Regions from separate parts of the Homo sapiens genome. Here region 1 is linked to region 2. Evidence: chromatin loops called from intact Hi-C (ENCODE). Cell type or tissue: ovary. All regions are shown on one strand. Links, peaks and the distances in the headings refer to the core of each region. The heading gives the core; the rest is flanking DNA.

Region 1 (8,346 bases), core at 221-8,220, 49 kb after region 2:
TGCAGGTCTTACTTCAGCTCTTGCCTGTGACCCACACAGCTTCTGGGCTCTGCCTCTGCTCTAAGAAGTGCTGTGGGGGTAGAGAACCAGGAAGGACATGCTGTTGGGAATGTACACCTGGGCAGAGGTGGCCCTGTTAAGATGTGACTGTAGCCACAGCCAGGGATGGGATCCCTGGGTCTCTGGAATCTGAAACCTCAACAAATACCAGTCTTGACCCCTAGCAGCAGAGATAAGAATAAAGGGGTTGGTTTGCTATTAAGTCAGATGGGGGCTCTCTCCTTGTCATGCTGTCCCTGTGGGTAACAGACAGGGATTGACCATCTTACTGTTGTACAGGTAGCTGGTGGTGTTGGATTATCCCATTGAAGCTGGGACAGCTGTTCCTTTCTCATAGTGATAACTTGGGTCTGTTGTCCTCTAAGGAACGTGAAACATACACTTCTTAAGCTGAACCACGTAAACTTGAAATTCTGCGCACTGGGAGAAATGTGTCCTGTGTTTCAAAGGATAAAACTGTTCTAAAGGCTTCCAGGGTCATGATGGGATTTTTTAAATAAATGCAAAAAATAAAAATAAAAAAGAAAAAAGAAAACAAAAAAAAAAAAGAAAAAAATGCTAGGTTGGGGAGGCGCTGTTCTGAATCCCAACCGGCTGGAACCAAGAATGTCGTTTCTATTTTTATAGAAGTTTTATACAGCTCCGGGGTGGAGAATATTTATTACCTAAATTATATCTCTGGAAAAGGCCAGGATTTTGTAGAATCCAGAATGTGATTGTTATACACACAGGGTGCTGTGTATGATTGAAACTACTGACTTTCTGTGGCCCGTTTGCAGCCCAGCTAACCTGCCCAAGGGGAAGGTGTTAATGCTGTGAATTGGCAGAGGAGAGAGCTGTGCTCCATAGGGTGCTGCCGGTGCTGTGCTCCCTAGCCTTCTGTTCTGTCTTCCTCCTTAGCCAGAACGCCACTCCCTTCCCACATCCCCTTCTTCTCTCCGCCTTCCCCCATCTCACCATTATTTGTCCATGGATTTGTCCTGGGCTCTGGGACCTTATGAAACCCCTTTCCTAATGACATAAGAGGCCAAGGTGCAATCCACCCACCTTTGATACCAGACCCTGAGGGCTTCATACCTGCTGATGGGTTTTCTTTTCTAAAAGGAATGCTCGCCCCAGCAGGGTCCTGGGCTGCTTGAGCAGCCAGCTGGTGAGACCATGCACTTCTCTGTTCTCTCCTCCCCCTGCCCAGTGAGTTAGCACAGCAGTAGCACTGCCCTTGAGCACAGTTCTTTCCCCAGGCCAAAGATGGTTTTGTGAAGAAGCTGCTCCCCTACAAGTCTCACGTGTGAAAGGGCTCAGCTCAGAGTGGAGACTCGCTGTCAAGTCTTAAGCAATCCTTTTCTGTTGTGTGAAGGTTTCACTTACAATGTGTTTTCTGCTGTAGTTTTGTTTCTTACTTGGGTTACATCATGAAATTGATTTGCCTTGAATGCAGCCAGACCACTGTCTCCTGGGTTCCCCTTGAGTGGCCAGGGCCTGGATGGAAGCTAAGAGCTTGGATTTCTGGGAACAAAGGGCCATCCCCATAAGATTGAGCAGAAATTCTGGTCCTCTTCCCTGAAAAATTTTCCCCACCCCAGCCAGCATCTTCTGCTTCCCCTTGGGTTGTGACCAGGGAGTGGGGAGAGAGGCTGAGGCTCTGCTCCCCTGGAGACCTTCTCTTAGGAGTTGGGTGCTTCATGGAAAATCCAAGCCTTAGGTTCCCTTCTGTCTCTGGCAATTAGATGTGTTCTTGGTGTCCTCCATGTCCTTTTTGACTTTTCCCTGTGTCCATTGTTAGCATGTGCAAAAGTTCCCTGTCATTACCCAACCCCTGCCCGCCCACCTCATTTCAGGGCTGTACACACAGTGAGTGTTCCTGTTCTCTCTCTCTTTGTTTGGATGTATTGCTCTGTGTAACTCAGTGGGTCTCCCTCTTTCTGGTTTGTTTTTTTTTCTAGATTCCTGCCGTTTGTTCATCGTTGTGCCTAAAGCATGTCGATGTGGCGTCAAGTACATCGTCCAAATCCCTGTCTCTTCAGCTTCTCTGATGCTTGAACTCTCACCTTTGACCTTGTGTTGACCTTTGATGCTGATGTGTATTTTTATTATGTTTGTTTCTTTCTTCGTTTTTTTTTCTTTTTTTCTTTCCTTTTTTTTTCCTTTTGTGCTGCCAAATTGGTTTTGCTAGAACGACTGCTGAAGGGGAAATATTTAAACTTGCATTTGAATATAAAAAAAATCTATTTTTCTAGAACTTCATAAGATAACCACTTGATTTTGTGATTCCAATTCTTTGTAATTGTCTTCAGAGCAGCCCTACTAGCACATACCGCGTGGTGTTTGTATTTCTGTGAACACACAGCCAGTCCGTTTCTAGGCTTTGTTTCTCTGTGTGCTTAGTTTTAAAGACAACTTTGAAGTAAACAATGAAATAAAAGATGTCACTAAAACCTCTGAGGCTCCTGAGCACATTTTGCTGATACAGTCTGTGGGGCTTGAGGAGACCGCATGTATTGTTCTTTCTTTTGTTTTTCTTCTGAGTTCTCAACTGCGGAGAGCACCTGAACCCCCTTTCCTTTTTGACCGCAGGCTGCACTTTGGGCCCCAGCCAGCCCTTTTTCTTTTTCTTTTTCTTTTGTGGTTCTTCCCTGGAGCGACTCTGGGGAGTCCTGGATATCCCGCCTGCCCCTTCCCCTCAGCCCCATGCTTGTTCCAACAGTCTCCACAGCAAAATGTGATGCTTTGATTTTTTTGTTGTTGTTTTTGTTTTTGTATTGTTTTTGTGTTTTTGTTTTGAATTTTTTCCTTTCCTACTAAGATTATGCCCAGAAAAAAGTTTTGCATGTTTCCTGCTGTTTCTTCACACCTTCGTATATATCACCTTCACCTCTCTGTTTTCTATAGTTTGTGCAAAAACTGATCGATTTAAAAGGGTTTCAAAGAAGCTGTTTTAAATTGTTGTAGGGTTGATTATTTTTTTCAAGATTGTATTGTTTAATTTTGAAGTGGCAACTTTCTCCTCTATTGCCCTTAGAGCGTTTGCCTGTGCACTTAGACTGTCACTTCGTGTGGCCTCCAGGTCTTACCGGGGCTTCCGGGAGGCTGGCTGCTTTGCTCAGAGAGGGTGGGAAGGGGGCCTGGAGAGACACGAGAAGCAGAGGTAGAGCCTAGAAGGTGGCAGCAGGTGGGTAAGAGGCTTATTTAGCACATTAGGGGCAGTGAGCACCTGGAGGAAGGAGGGCGCTCCCAATCACCCGTAGGAGGCCATCTGCACACCAAGCGGCAATTCACCTGCTGGCGCTTTTCCTAGGTGACAAGCACAATACTACAGTCTTCACACTGTTTACAGCCCTGGGCACCAGCCACCCGGCACTGGCTCTTCATCACAGCTCTGCTCTTGCTTAGCTAGTGGGGTGGGGGAAAGGGCAGGGATTTGTTTTTTTAATTGGGTGGAGAGCCAAACAGCTACTGTCCCTGGGTGCCAAGCAAGCCAGTTTTTTGGTTCCCTGAGGGAAACTGACCCTCCTCTCTTGTGGCACCATCCAGCCTCAGGGTCTTGGAGACTTGAGTAAGAATGTGAGTGGAGGGGGAGAGGTGAGGAGAGGAGCACAGGGTGGATCTGTGGAGGGAAGAGGTTACAGGGGGAGGAGCTGATGATAGATCCCACCCAGACTTAAGCTGCTGGTGGGTGGGTGAGCTGGGAAGTAGGACTGTCCAGGGAAGGGTGGAGAGATGTAGCTAGGGGCTGGGGAGGGGGAGGTGGAAGCGCTATTGAGCATCCTCCACACCAAGGTTGATGAAGGAAGGGATCCCAGCAGGGTTTCTGCTCTGGGGCTGGCAGGTTGCCTGGTATTATGCCCAAGGCCGCTCTGCCTGGGGGAAAGGGCAGCCAGGCAGAGGCCCAGTGTCTGGTAGGCTGCTGAATTTCCTGGAAGGGGTGATTGGATGGAAAGAGGCCAGAAACCCCAGCCTGAGAGACTGCTGTGCACCCCACAGTCTGACTGCACAGAGCCGCCTCTGTTGGCAGGAGGCACTGAGGCTCCCCTTCCTGTGTATTGAGAAGCAGTGTTTGCCAATATATTTTGCTTTCAATTCCAAGAGGAGCTCTGGGAAAACCTGTGGATAAAACCAAATGCCAAATGTTGGACGTTGTTTCCTTTTCCTTTTCTCTCTCTGATTGTTTTAATTGTTCTGTGGTGGTTTTAATGGATTTGAGACCCTGGAGCGGCAGCTGCCTTTCTGATTTCCAGCTGCTTTTTGTGAATAATTTAAAAAGAAAAAAAAAAAGAAACTTTACATTTTGGAGACAAACCTGTGTGAGTTTTTTATTGGTACAAACGTTGTATTTAACACTAGGGGTTTTGTACAGTTTTTTGCCTTTTCTACTAGAAAACAATGTAAAGTGATTTCACAATGTGAAGAGAAAAAAAAATTGCCACTATGACCAAACGCACAGTCTGTTCTGCAGCAACAACGGGATTCAATCAACTCAGTCGTGATTCAGCCGTAGAAATGCTTTTCCTTTATCTTGTTTGAGCTTTTCCTTTCTTTCCTGTTTTGATTTGCAAAAGAAAATGTCTTTTTTGTGTGAACTTGTGTTGTACTCTGTAGAAAATTATGGATTTTACTTTAATGGTTTAAAAAAAGGCAAGGAGAGCCCTCGTCGCTTTTCTTACCTAATCACAGAGTTTGTGTAGTGAATTTAAAAAGAAAAAAAAATTGTTATAAGTTTGGAGCAAGGGAGTATGTGTTTCAAAGGAATCTCCTTCCTTTTTTTGTGTGTTTTTCCTTTTGTCCCAATGGGGAACCTAAATCTGTTTTAATTGCACAGACACATGGACAAAAAGTCATTTTGTATCTGCCAAGTGTGGTACCTTCCTTTGTTTATTTGCTATTAAACTGTTTGAGAAGAACTGATGTCTTCAGAGTTACTGATTGTTGGGGAGGGTGATGTGTCCTTGGAGCAGGTGGGGTTGCCATGTTCCTGAAGAGGGGGTGTGGGTGCCCTATAAGGCTTCATTTTTATGTACCTGAAGATGTGCAGCTGAACCCCCCAAAAGCTCCGGAAGGAAAACATAATTTCTCCCCAGAAAACTGCCTTCCCCATCTTTTTGTATTCTCCAGGATTTCTACTTATGCGGAAACACCTTAAAACTTTTTTGCCCACCCTAATTTTTGAGCATCTCCTGTTCTCCTTGGCTGCCACAAAACAGAGCTGGTCCAGACCTGCCAGTGCACATCTCTTCCCTAGTGCGCAGAGTCCCTGCTCCCTAGGACTCTGCTGGCCAGCACCAAATCCCAGAGCCCCGGCAGTCTTCCTCCCTCCAGACCTTTAAAGCTCTGGCCCAAAGTTCTTAAGCTTCTACTTCCCTCACTCTGACCTCAGTACAAGGCCCCTGAATGGCATGCTTCTAAGGCTCTGTGGACTACTCAATAGTGCTGGATGGACCAGGCCTCAGCCTTCTCCTACATGTCCCTCTATGTGGAGTGGGTCTTGGGTAGCATTTCTCAGTGAGGGTTGCATTGAGTACTAGACCATGATATGTTCTATGAAATAAGGATTCTTAACACAAATAAGTTTGTGAATGTTGTCCCTGCAATAAAGAATGTTCTCTCTGAAATTAGGCAGTAAAGAAGCCTCAGACTTGATTTAGCCAAGCGTCTCCCAGACTGGGGATCCCTTTTGCTGTCCACTTGTTCTCAAAAACAAGTGGCAGCTTGGGGGTTTTAGATTTTGTCTACCAAGTTCTGCATTTGGGTGTTCCTTTGTTCACGTCCCCATTTTTATTCATTAAAAATGTTTAAAAATCAGAACTTATATGCAAATAATTATCCTAGCTAATGTTGATTGTTTACCACCATCAGGCGCTGCAGGATACACATGATACCCACTACATGTTCCAGGCTTCATAGCATCCCTAGGAGGTAGCTAGTTTTCCCATCCTCGTTTTACAGATGAGCAAACAGGTTAAAAGAAATTGGGTTGCCTGCTAGAAAGTGGTGTGCACTGGGAATCAAACCACATTGCCCAACTCCTGAGCCCTTTCTCCTAACCACTACTGAATAGAAAGAATTCAAAAGCCAATAAATGTGCTTTAATTAACCTGTGTCTCATCACAGATTGATTGCTCTCTGTCCTCTAGGCCCCAGTGAGAGGAGCTTAGAGGACCTATGGCTTTTGTGGCTCCCCTGGGAGGTGACTCATTGCAGCTGCGCCCTCCTTAAAGCAGCCATTTTGGTGTTTGAGAGGTTCACTTGTAACTGGTTGGTCAGCGGGCTCCTGCAGGGCGCTGCTGCCTGTGGGGGACGGGCAACTTCTAAAGAGCACTCCTCTCCATACTCTCACGTCACTAGATCTGAGACCAGCTCAACCATTGTTTACCCAGTGTCGTTTGTTTTTATTGTGACAAAATCAAATTTGCCATTTTAAACACTTTTAAGTATAATTTTTAAGAATTTTGTTTTACTTTGGAGTATAGATTCAAGTTGCCCTGAATATATACTCCCTATAATTTTATAATTTACTACCATTAAACACATTCACAATGCTTGTGCAATCATCATCACCTGATTTTTTGTTTTTGAGACAGGGTCTCACTGTCAACGACGCTGGCATACAGTGGTGCAGTCATTGCTCACAACAGCCTCAGCCTCCCCAGGCTCATGTGATCCTCCCACCTCAGCCTTCGAATAGCTGGGACTTACAGGCACATGCCATCATGCCTAGCTAATTTTTGTATTTTTTGTAGAGACAGGTGTCGCCATGTTGCCCAGGCTAGTCTTGAACTTCTGGACTCAAGCAGTCTGCCTGCCTTGGCCTCCCAAAGTGCTGGGATTACAGGCATGAGCCACCATGCACAGCCCCATTACCACCTAATTTTGTAAATCAACTTGAAATGTACTTTTTTCATTCTGACCCACTGATATTTGTGAAATTACAAGTTTGATGCTGTAATCATTACATTATAAAATACACATTAGCAGGGCTCGGTGGCTCCGCCTGTAATCCCAACACTTTGGGAGGCCAAGTGGGAGGATCAATTGAGACCAGGCTGGGCAACAGAGTGAGACCCCATCTCAACAAAAAATAAAATCAGGCATGGTGGCACACACCTGGGGTCCCAGCTACTCCAGAAGCAAAGGTGGAAAGATTGCTTGAGCCCAGGAGGTCCAGGCTGCAGTGAGCTGTGATCATGCCACTGCACTCCAGCATAGGTGGCAGAGTGAGACCCTGTCTCCAAAAATACACACACACACACATATAACTACTAATATAAAGTGTCCATGGAGTGCCTTCTTAGTGAGTTCTGCATTTCACACTTGGGGAAATTGGTGTAGTGGAGGGCAAGGGTAGAGAATCAGAGGCTTCCCCCTCAGACTCTCTTCCTGGGCCTTTTATCTAAAAATAGAATATTAAGTATAACTTGAGCATCTTTTAATTGAAATAATGCTTAAAGGCTGTTGCTTCTCTTTAAAATTGACCCAAGGCCGGGCACGGTGGCTCACGCCTGTAATCCCAGCACTTTGGGAGGCCGAGGCAGGCAGATCACGAGGTCAGGAGATCAAGACCATCCTGGCTAACACGGTGAAACCCCGTTTCCATTAAAAATACAAAAAATTCTCTGGGCATGGTGGCGGGCGCCTGTAGTCCCAGCTACTCCAGAGGCTGAGGCAGGAGAATGGCGTGAGCCTGAGCTGGCAGTGAGCCGAGATCGCGCCACTGCACTCCAGCCTGGGCGACAGAGCAAGACTCCATCTCAAAATAAATAATAAATAAAATTGACCCAAAAAAGGAAATATGTCAAGTACTATTTCAGCCTTTTAAAAAAGTTTAGGCTTTTGCATATTTATTATAATAAAGCTGTATCTTTTTTTGAGACGCAGTTTATCTCTTGTTGTCCACTCTGGAGTGCAATGGTGCGATTTCAGCTCACTGCAACCTCTGCCTCTCAGGTTCAAGCGATTGTCCTGCCTCAGCCTCCCTAGTAGCTGGGACCACAGGCACGCACCACCATGCCCAGCTAATTTTTGTATTTTTAGTAGAGATGGGGTTTCACCATGTTGATCAGTCTGGTCTCGAACTCCCAACCTCAGGTGATTGACCTGCCTTGGCCTCCCAAAGTGCTGGGATTACAGGCATGAGCCACCGTGCCTGGCCAATAAAGCTGTATCTTAATTAAGTGTTTTGTTGGATTTTGTTTTGTTTTTGTTTTTGTTTTGAGACAGAGTCTTGCTCTGTCACCCAGTCTGGAATGCAGTGGCACAGTCTGCTCACTGCAGCCTCCACCTCCCAGGCTCAAG
Region 2 (8,346 bases), core at 139-8,138:
CTGGGTATATAGTAGATGTTTTCTAAAAATGTAGTTGCTTTTTTGATTGATAGATCTCCTGGCTTTTTTTTTTAAGAGCTTGTTTTTGTAAAAATGAAATCAAAGCACTGACAAGTTAAATTTTGTGGAACAGTTGAGTTTTTTTAGGAGTGATTTGAAGGATGTGACAGATGATTTAAGTGGGTATTTAAATGTGAGAAGCACTCCTTTTTTTTTTTTTTGAGACGGAGTCTGGCTCCGTCGCCCAGGCTGGAATGCAGTGGCACGATCTCAGCTCACTAAAAGCTGCGCCTCCTGGGTTCATGCCATTCTCCTGCCTCAGCCTCCCGAGTAGCGGGGACTACAGGCGCCCACGACCACGCCCAGCTAATTTTTATTTTCAGTAGGGGTTTCACCGTGTTAGCCAGGATGGTCTCGATCTCCTGACCTTGTGATCCACCCGCCTTGGCCTCCCAAAGTGCAAGTGCTGGGATTATAGGCGTGAGCCACCACGCCCGGCGAGAAGCACCTTTAGGAGCACAATTGCAGAGTGATGAAAGCATGATAATTGAAGTACCTTATTTATTTATTTATTTATTTATTTATTTATTTATTTATTTATTTAGAGATGGAGTCTCGCTCTGTCACACAGGCTGGAGTGCAGTGGTGTGATCTCAGCTCACTGCAACCTGTGCCTCCCTGTTCAAGTGATTCTTCTGCCCCAGCCTCCCAAGTAACTGGGATTACAGGTTCCCGCCTCCACGCCGGGCTAATTTGTTTGTATTTGTAGTAGAGATGGGGTTTCACCCCGTTGGCCAGGCTGGTCTCGAACTCTGACCTCAAGTGATCCACCTGCCTCGGCCTCCCAAAATGCTGGGATTACAGGCCAGCCAAAGTAACTTTTTTTAAAAAGTGATAATAGAATAGAATAGAATTTGTCTTAGGGCTGTGCGTCCTTTAGGGTGAATCAAGCTTTGCTGAACATGTTCCCTGATTGGCTGAAGCAGAGGTACAAAATTTGCATTTTCTGGCCTATAACCTAACTGTCTCAGGAAGTGTCTCTACAGAAGTAGTTTCTGGTTTCTCTAGTTTTATAGAATTAAGAATTTAAGAACAGAAAGAAAATAAAGTTTCCTGCTTTTCAACAGAACAGGGCAAAGCTCCTGAAACAAGACCATATGGAAGCATCCCGCATGAGTGCCCGTGTGTTTGATGGTGAGGTTGGGGCAGATGGTAAAGGCAGGGTTCTTGGCTGCTTGGTCAAGGATTTTGGAGATGATAGAAGTTAGGTGGCTAGTGCTAAGGAAAGACTGTTGTATGTTGTGTGTATTGGGCCTGTCTGCCTAAGAGGTGGAGCAGCCTCACAGAGAGGAAGGAAATTGATGTGTTTGGTAGGGTAGAGGTGGTAAGATAAGAAAAGAGGCAGGGGAGATGCAGAGTTGGAATGATAAAGCTTGCAATTGCATCTAAACCTGCCCCTGAGATAAGGGAGAGAGAGACAAGATATTACAGTGTGAGAAATAAGATTCCAGTTCCCTGGTGTCTTCTGTTCTCTAGAGCCTTCAAGTAAGATACTGCAGGGACTGTAGGGTTTTTCTGTTTAAACTTGAAGCTCTTTTGATTCCTTTTTGAGATACAAGCCAAAAGCTGTATTTATAGAACTTGTTTTGACATATTATCTCACCCTGTCCCTTGCCTTCTTTACTGGAATCCAGCTAATGTTGCACTTTGCCTTGGCAGGAAAGGTTGATTGAAGAAAATGTATAGCTATACAGCTGAGTGATTGAAATAGCTTCAGACTTTGTAAATAGGCCATACATGATGAGGTCCCAGCTGCATGAACGTTATTTGAGTTGCTGGGGTCATTTAAAATGGTGTGATGTAATTATGATATACTGCTGGATCACCTGGACAATGGCAGTTTCCACACAGAAGTTTCAGGCAAAGCAGGAAAAAAATACAAAACCAAAATGCTGTTTTGGAAAAGAGTATGAGTTGAGGTTTTTCTTTACTTTGTGCTTTATAGTTCCACGAGTTTTCCTTTTTTTAAGTGGTAGGAATGGACTTATGGGTTGCAGGGGGAAGTGGACAAGGGGATACGGTGTCTGCAGGCTAGGTTGCCATGCTCCAAAAGCTCAAGTTTTCTTTAAAAAAATTTTCAGTAGGCCGGGCACAGTGGCTCGTGCCTGTAATCCTAGCACTTCAGGTCGATCACCTAAGGTCAGGAGTTCGAGACCAGCTTGGCCAACATGGTGAAACCCCATCTCTACTAAAAATACAAAAAAGTAGCTGGGTTTGGTGGCAGGTGCCTGTAATCCCAGCTGCTCGGGAGGCTGAGGCAGTAGAATTGCTTGAACCCGGGAGGCGGAGGTTGCAGTGAGCCAATATTGCGCCATTGTACTCTAGCCTGGGCAACAAGAGCATAACTTCGTCTCAAAAAAAAAAAAATTTCTGTAGAATAGGTAACGTGTTCACATGTAAACAATTCAACCACTGTTCCACCTCTACAACTACTGTTAGCAGTTATTTCTTTATCCATCCAGAGATACTCTGTTCATATACAAGCCATGTGTAATTCCTTTCTTATTATATGAATACGTCTTGATCAGTTAGCTGCCTTATTTTCTTTAATAGCTACATAGTGTTCTGTTGTATGGTTATACTGTATTTAATAGCCTTCAATTAATGGGCATATGTTTTCAGGTTTTGCTGATGTAAACAATGTTCTTATGAATGCCCCTTTGCATACTTTGTATACATCAGATACAAGATTATTTGTAAACTATATTTCTAGAACTGGGATTGCTGAATTCAAAGGGCATGTCTTTTTTTTTTTTTTTTTTTCTCTGTTTGTTTTTTTAGACAGGCTCTCTCTCAGTTGTCCAGGCTGGAGTGCAGTGGCATGATCACAGTTCACTGCAGCCCGACCTCCTGGGCTCAAGTGATTCTCCCGCCTCAGCTTCCCAAGTAACTGGGACTACAGGCACGTGCCACCACACCCAGCTAATTTTTGAATTTTTTTGTAGAGATAAGTCTCACTATATTGCCTGGGCTGGTCTGGAACTTGTGGGCTCAAGCAGTCCTCCCAAAGTGCTGAGATTATAAGTGTGAGCCACTGTGCTCAGCTCAGTTTTCAATATTGATGAGATACTATCCCTTTTTATATTTTGCAAGTGATATTATCCATTGAAAAATACTAGTGAGCTGGGCGTGGTGGCTCATGTCTGTAATCCCAGCACTTGGGGACACTGAGGCAAGTGGATCACCTGAGGTCAGGAGTTCAAAACCAGCCTGGCCAACATGATGAAACCTTGTCTCTACTAAAAAAATATAAAAATTAGCCAGGCTTGGTGGCTTGGGCCTGTAGTCCCAGCTACTGGGGAGGCTGAGGCAGGAAAATTGCTTACAACTGGGAGGCAGAGATTGCAGTGAGCCAAGATCATGCCACTGCACTCCAGCCTAGGCGACAGAGCGAGACTCTGTCTCAAACAAAAAAAAAAAAAGAGAATATTATTAATGGAGATGGGGAGGCCTAATAATTGCAATGTCAGTCAAGCAATTACCCTAAAGAGTTGCTAGAATAAACATAGGATCTGCAATACCCGGAAGATTTAAGAAACCCTCTTGAGATGAGCTTAATTATCAGCTGTAGCAACCATTATTGCTATTATTGTTGGAGAAGAGGCAGGTTGCCTAGAGGAGGTGGAAGCAGCTGCTCGCCTTCCTTTTAAACTAAATTCGGGGGAATTTGGTGATACTAGCTAAATCTGCAAGTCATCTCTATTTTACTTTCAGTGTATTAGAGCATTACTTTCACTCACTTATTATGATCTTGACCAATTCAAAAAACATTTGTGGTCCATGGGCCATTCAGTCCTTTTCTCTCTCTCTTTTTATTTTTATTTTTTATTTTGAGACAGAGTCTTGCTCTGTCACCCAGGCTGGAGTGCAGTGACATGATTTCAGTTCACCTCCTGGGTTCAAGCAATTCTTCCTGCCGTAGCCTCCCAAGTAGCTGGGATTACAGGCGCCTGCCACCATGCCCAGCTAATTTTTGTATTTTTAGTAGAGATAGGGTTTCACCATGTTGAACCCGGGAGGCAGAGGTTGCAGGGAGCCAAGATTGCACCACTACCCTCTAGCCTGGGTGACAGAGCAAGACTCTATCTAAAAAAAAATAAATAAGTAAATAATAAAGAGAGGCAAAGTAATATTTTGAGTTTCCCAATAAAAGGCATTTTACAAGCTGCCTTATTTTACCAAATACAGCACTGTGACTCAAGAAAGTCCAAGTCCCAGTGGTTGGTTGTGGAACCCAGGTCTCTTAATCCCTTATCTTCCCTTTAGTTCCTTCATCTGAAAAATGGGAATGAAAATGCTGAAGAATCTCCTTTGAGCACTCAGAAAAATAATTATAGTCCTTTCCAAAGGTTATGTGTTATAATGACTCCGCAAGAGACATCAAGATTATAAGGTGATTTTAAAAGTCGCTCTGACAGGGCTTGAGAAAAAAATTAGTCACATTCTGCCTACATGGTACTAACATATGGTGCAGCCCTGATGAGCTGCACAAGTGGGCTGAAATCAAAATGCAGTTGGAAAGAGGAGCAGTAGTGACTCACTAGATAAGACAGATTTGGCCTCATGGCAGGGCAGTGAAACTAAGAAGGAACTGTGGTCTTAGAACATGCCAGATTTGAGCAAGTGATCATGAATATTATGGAAAGGTTGAATGACTGAGCCTTTGGGTTTGAATTAGGTACTTTGTCTGGTGTCACAGTCCTTGGAGCGAGCACCCTCCCTCGGTGGGTTCAGAGCTCCCACTCCCTCCACCTCCCTCACTTCTGTGTATTACTTCTGTGTATCATTCCCTGTGCCTTTGAAGGTAGAAGCCACCAGGCAAATACTTAACACTGGTGTGCCTGGAACATTGGGTTCAAACTGCAATGATAGGTAGAAGCGTTAGTAATTCTGCCCAGAGAAAGCTGTGCATTAGCTTAGCTACCATATGTAAATTGCTACTGCTGCATCCAGCAATTTGTTGTCCATTGTTGACAGTACTGCCATGGTAAAGAAACAGGAACTATAGAAAGAATTAGATTCCTCCTCCCACCTCCCAGCTCTCACCACAGTAGGAAGCTGTTTGGGGAGCAGAGAGGAAATACGGGGGATTTGAGAGTTACACCCAGTGTGTGGGCATTTGGGGAGGAAATAGGAAAAGAGATTTTTTAAATTATTTTATTTTTTGAAACAAGGTCTTGCTCTGTCAGCCAGACTGGAGTGCAGTGGCACGATCATGGCTCACTGCAGCCTCAAATTTCTGGACTCAAGCAATCTTCCTACCTCAGCATCCAAATTAGGGCTACAGGCGTGCACTGCCATGCCTGTCTGATTTTTTTTTTTTTTTTTTTTGTAGAGATAGGGTCTTGCTATGTTGCCGAGGCTGGTCTCAAACTCCTGGGTGCTAGAGATGTTCCTGCCTTGGCCTCCCAAAGTGCTGGGATTACAGGCATGAGCCATCATGCCTGGCCAAAAAGAGATTTTTAAAAATGTTTTTTGCATGCTCTGTTTGCCTCATCTGAGTGCCTCTAAAATAGGGTGTCTCTCAGGTGAGACGACCTCTGGTTTAGGTGCTTATATACTCATGGAAAGATCATATAACTAAATGGGAGGTGAGCTAGATTAGGGAGGTAGTTCTATTTATTGGTTGTGAATATGCAAGGATGCTATTGGCAGAGTCAAGCTTTAGGCCATTTGTGGCTCTGATCCTTTAATAATGGCTGCTTACGAGAAAATGTTTATCATTGTTAGGTGCAAAAAAGTAGGTTGTGCAGTATTATACTTAGTATAATATTGAATTTGAAAATTCTGTGTATTTGAGGCCAGACATGGTGGCTCATGCCTGTAATCCCAGTACTTTGGGAGGCCAAGGTGAGCCCATCACTTGAGGTCAGGAGTTCCAGCCTGGCCAACATGTCGAAACCCTGTCTGTACTAAAAAATACAAAAATTAGCTGGGTGTGGTGGTGCACGCCTGTAGTCCCAGCTACTTGGGAGGCTGAGGCAGGAGAATTGCTTGAACCCGGGAGGCAGAGGCTGCAGTGAGCTGAGATCATGCCACTGCACTCCAGCCTGGACAACAGAACAAGACTCCATCTGGGGGGAAAAAAAAAAGGAAAATTTTGTGTATTTGAGTGTTTGTACATTTTATTGTATGCATGGAAGAAATCCTGGTAGAAGATAAACCAAAATATGGTTGTAAGTATAATTAATTAAAGTTGGGGAAATGGAAAAATTAAAACAGGAAGGAATACTTATGAAATATTTTGTTTAAAAAAAAAAAAAGAGGGTGGCCGGGCGCAGTGGCTCACGCCTGTAATCCTAGCACTTTGGGAGGCCGAGGTGGGCGGATCACGAGGTCAGGAGATCGAGACCATCCTGGCTAACATGGTGAAACCCCATCTCTACTAAAAATACAAAAAATTAGGCGTGGTGGCGGGTGCCTGTAGTCCCAGCTACTCGGAAGGCTGAGGCAGGAGAATGGCATGCACCCGAGAGGCGGAGCTTGCAGTGAGCTGAGATCACGCCACTGCACTCCAGCCTGGGTGACAGAGCGAGACTCTGTCTCAAAAAAAAAAAAAGAGGGGGTGCTGCCCACATGTTGCTTTTACAGTACCTGCAATTTCAGGGGGGAAAACCCCCAAAAAACTAGGAAGTGCAAGTATGTCTCAATTCAGGAAAGTTCATAGAAACTTTACAAATTACACCAGATAAACTGGGGAATTAAGTTCAACAATTGAAGGTCTGATATGTGTTACTTTTATTCAGGTGTTCTGTGGATATGAATATAAATGAGAAAGTTGAAACATAGTTCACTAACAACATTTTGAAATGAGATTAAAATCACTAACAACATTTTAAATGAGGTGAATTGTATGTGATGTGGACTAAACTAGATAGCTGTTTAAAAACTTGTTTAGAGAAAATACAATTATAGTTTTAGATGACCTAGTGTTAGTCTAGATTAATCTAGTCCCATCCTCTAGGGATTGGAAGTCCAAGAGGGGACCATTCTAAGAATGGTTGTGAACCCCTTATAGAATCTGATGAAAGCTGTGGATTTTGTTTTCAGGAAATCTCACTTGTCCATTTTCACACGGTTTAGCATAAAGTTTAGTCTGTTTAGCCTAAAGCATTGTTGGGCTTACAGGCCTCCAGCTCCTGAGAGGTCTGCTTCCCGCTTGATCCTTTTATCTGTTTACTTGGCTCTCTGGAGCATGAGAGTAGGTGAACATGGAGTTTTCCAAAGCAGGGGGCCTAACTTACTTATTGAGCTAGGCATGTAACAGGAAGAAAGAAGTAAAGGGCATTGCAAGCTGACCAAAAAGTAATACTTTAAAGAGAATATACTTTTCCCAAGTTATTTCTATTATTTGTCTTTTTTCTCTTTTCCAGTTAAAAGTTTGGGCAGGGTGCGGAGGCTCACATCTGTAATCCCAACATTTCGGGAGGCTGAGGCAGGCAGATCATTTGAGGTCAGGAGTTCGAGACCACCCTGGCTAACATGGCCAGACTCTGTCTCTACTAAAAATACAAAAAAAATTAGCTGGGCAGAGTGATCCCTCATCTCTAAAAAAAAAAAAAAAAAAAAAATTCTGGGCACGGTGGCTCATGCCTGTAATTCCAGCACTTTGGGAGGCCAAGGCAGGTGGATCATGAGGTCAGGAGATCAGGACTATCCTGGCTAATACAGTGAAAACCTGTCTCTACTAAAAATACAAAAAAATTAGCCAGGCTTGGTGGCCAGTGCCTGTAGTCCCAGCTACTCAGGAGGTTGAGGCAGGAGAATCGTTTGAACCTGGGAGGCGGAGGTTGCAGTAAGCAGAGATCATGCCACCGCACTCCAGCCTGGGAAACAGAGCGGGACTCCATCTCAAAACAAAACAAAACAAAAAACCGGGCACAGTGGCTCACTCCTGTAATCCTAGCTTACTCTGGGAGGCCAAGGAGGGTGGATTGCCTAAACTCAGGAGTTCAAGACCAGCTTTGGCAACATGGGGAAACCCTGTTTCTGCTGAAAATACAAAACATTAGCTGGGCATGATGGCTTGTGCCTGTAGTCCTAGCTGCTTGGGAGGCTGAGGCACAAGAAGCACTTGAACCCGGGAGGCAGAGGTTGCAGTGAGTCGAGATCATGCCACTTCACTTCAGCCTGGAAAAGAGAGAGAGACTCTGTCTCAAAAAAAAAGTCAGACTCAACTTTATGGCCCTTAGCATTTAAACAGACTTTCTGTGGGTTATGTGCATGAGCTTCCTTGGAGACAATTTTTAACCTGAAGCAGCCTTCTTAGCCCGGATCTCTGTGATC

What was found. Hi-C counts contacts between places; a loop is a spot of excess contacts. Peaks named below come from ENCODE experiments on the same cell type or tissue, not always from the same donor. Only the 100,000 strongest peaks of a DNase experiment are listed, where the experiment ranks them.
Region 1: a loop joins it to region 2, with 3 times the contacts of the local background. A loop is called at or near these places in 4 of 110 quality-filtered maps.

Annotation. Positions count from the first base shown.
Region 1 is chr11:47,462,549-47,470,894 of GRCh38, reverse strand. It overlaps CELF1 (CUGBP Elav-like family member 1), which reads left to right. Exons shown (of 15, transcript NM_001376376.1): 15 at 1-4,958. Among named protein-coding and RNA genes, the nearest start is that of RAPSN, 18 kb to the right of the region's middle. In ovary, for the core only: no CTCF peak of the experiment used is centred there; DNase peaks (open chromatin) are centred at 3,374 and 3,903; H3K27ac peaks cover 2,836 bases.
Region 2 is chr11:47,511,738-47,520,083 of GRCh38, reverse strand. The region is part of intron 1 of CELF1 (CUGBP Elav-like family member 1); the gene reads left to right. Among named protein-coding and RNA genes, the nearest start is that of CELF1, 37 kb to the left of the region's middle. RefSeq lists a silencer at 6,385-6,524. In ovary, for the core only: no CTCF peak of the experiment used is centred there; no DNase peak of the experiment used is centred there.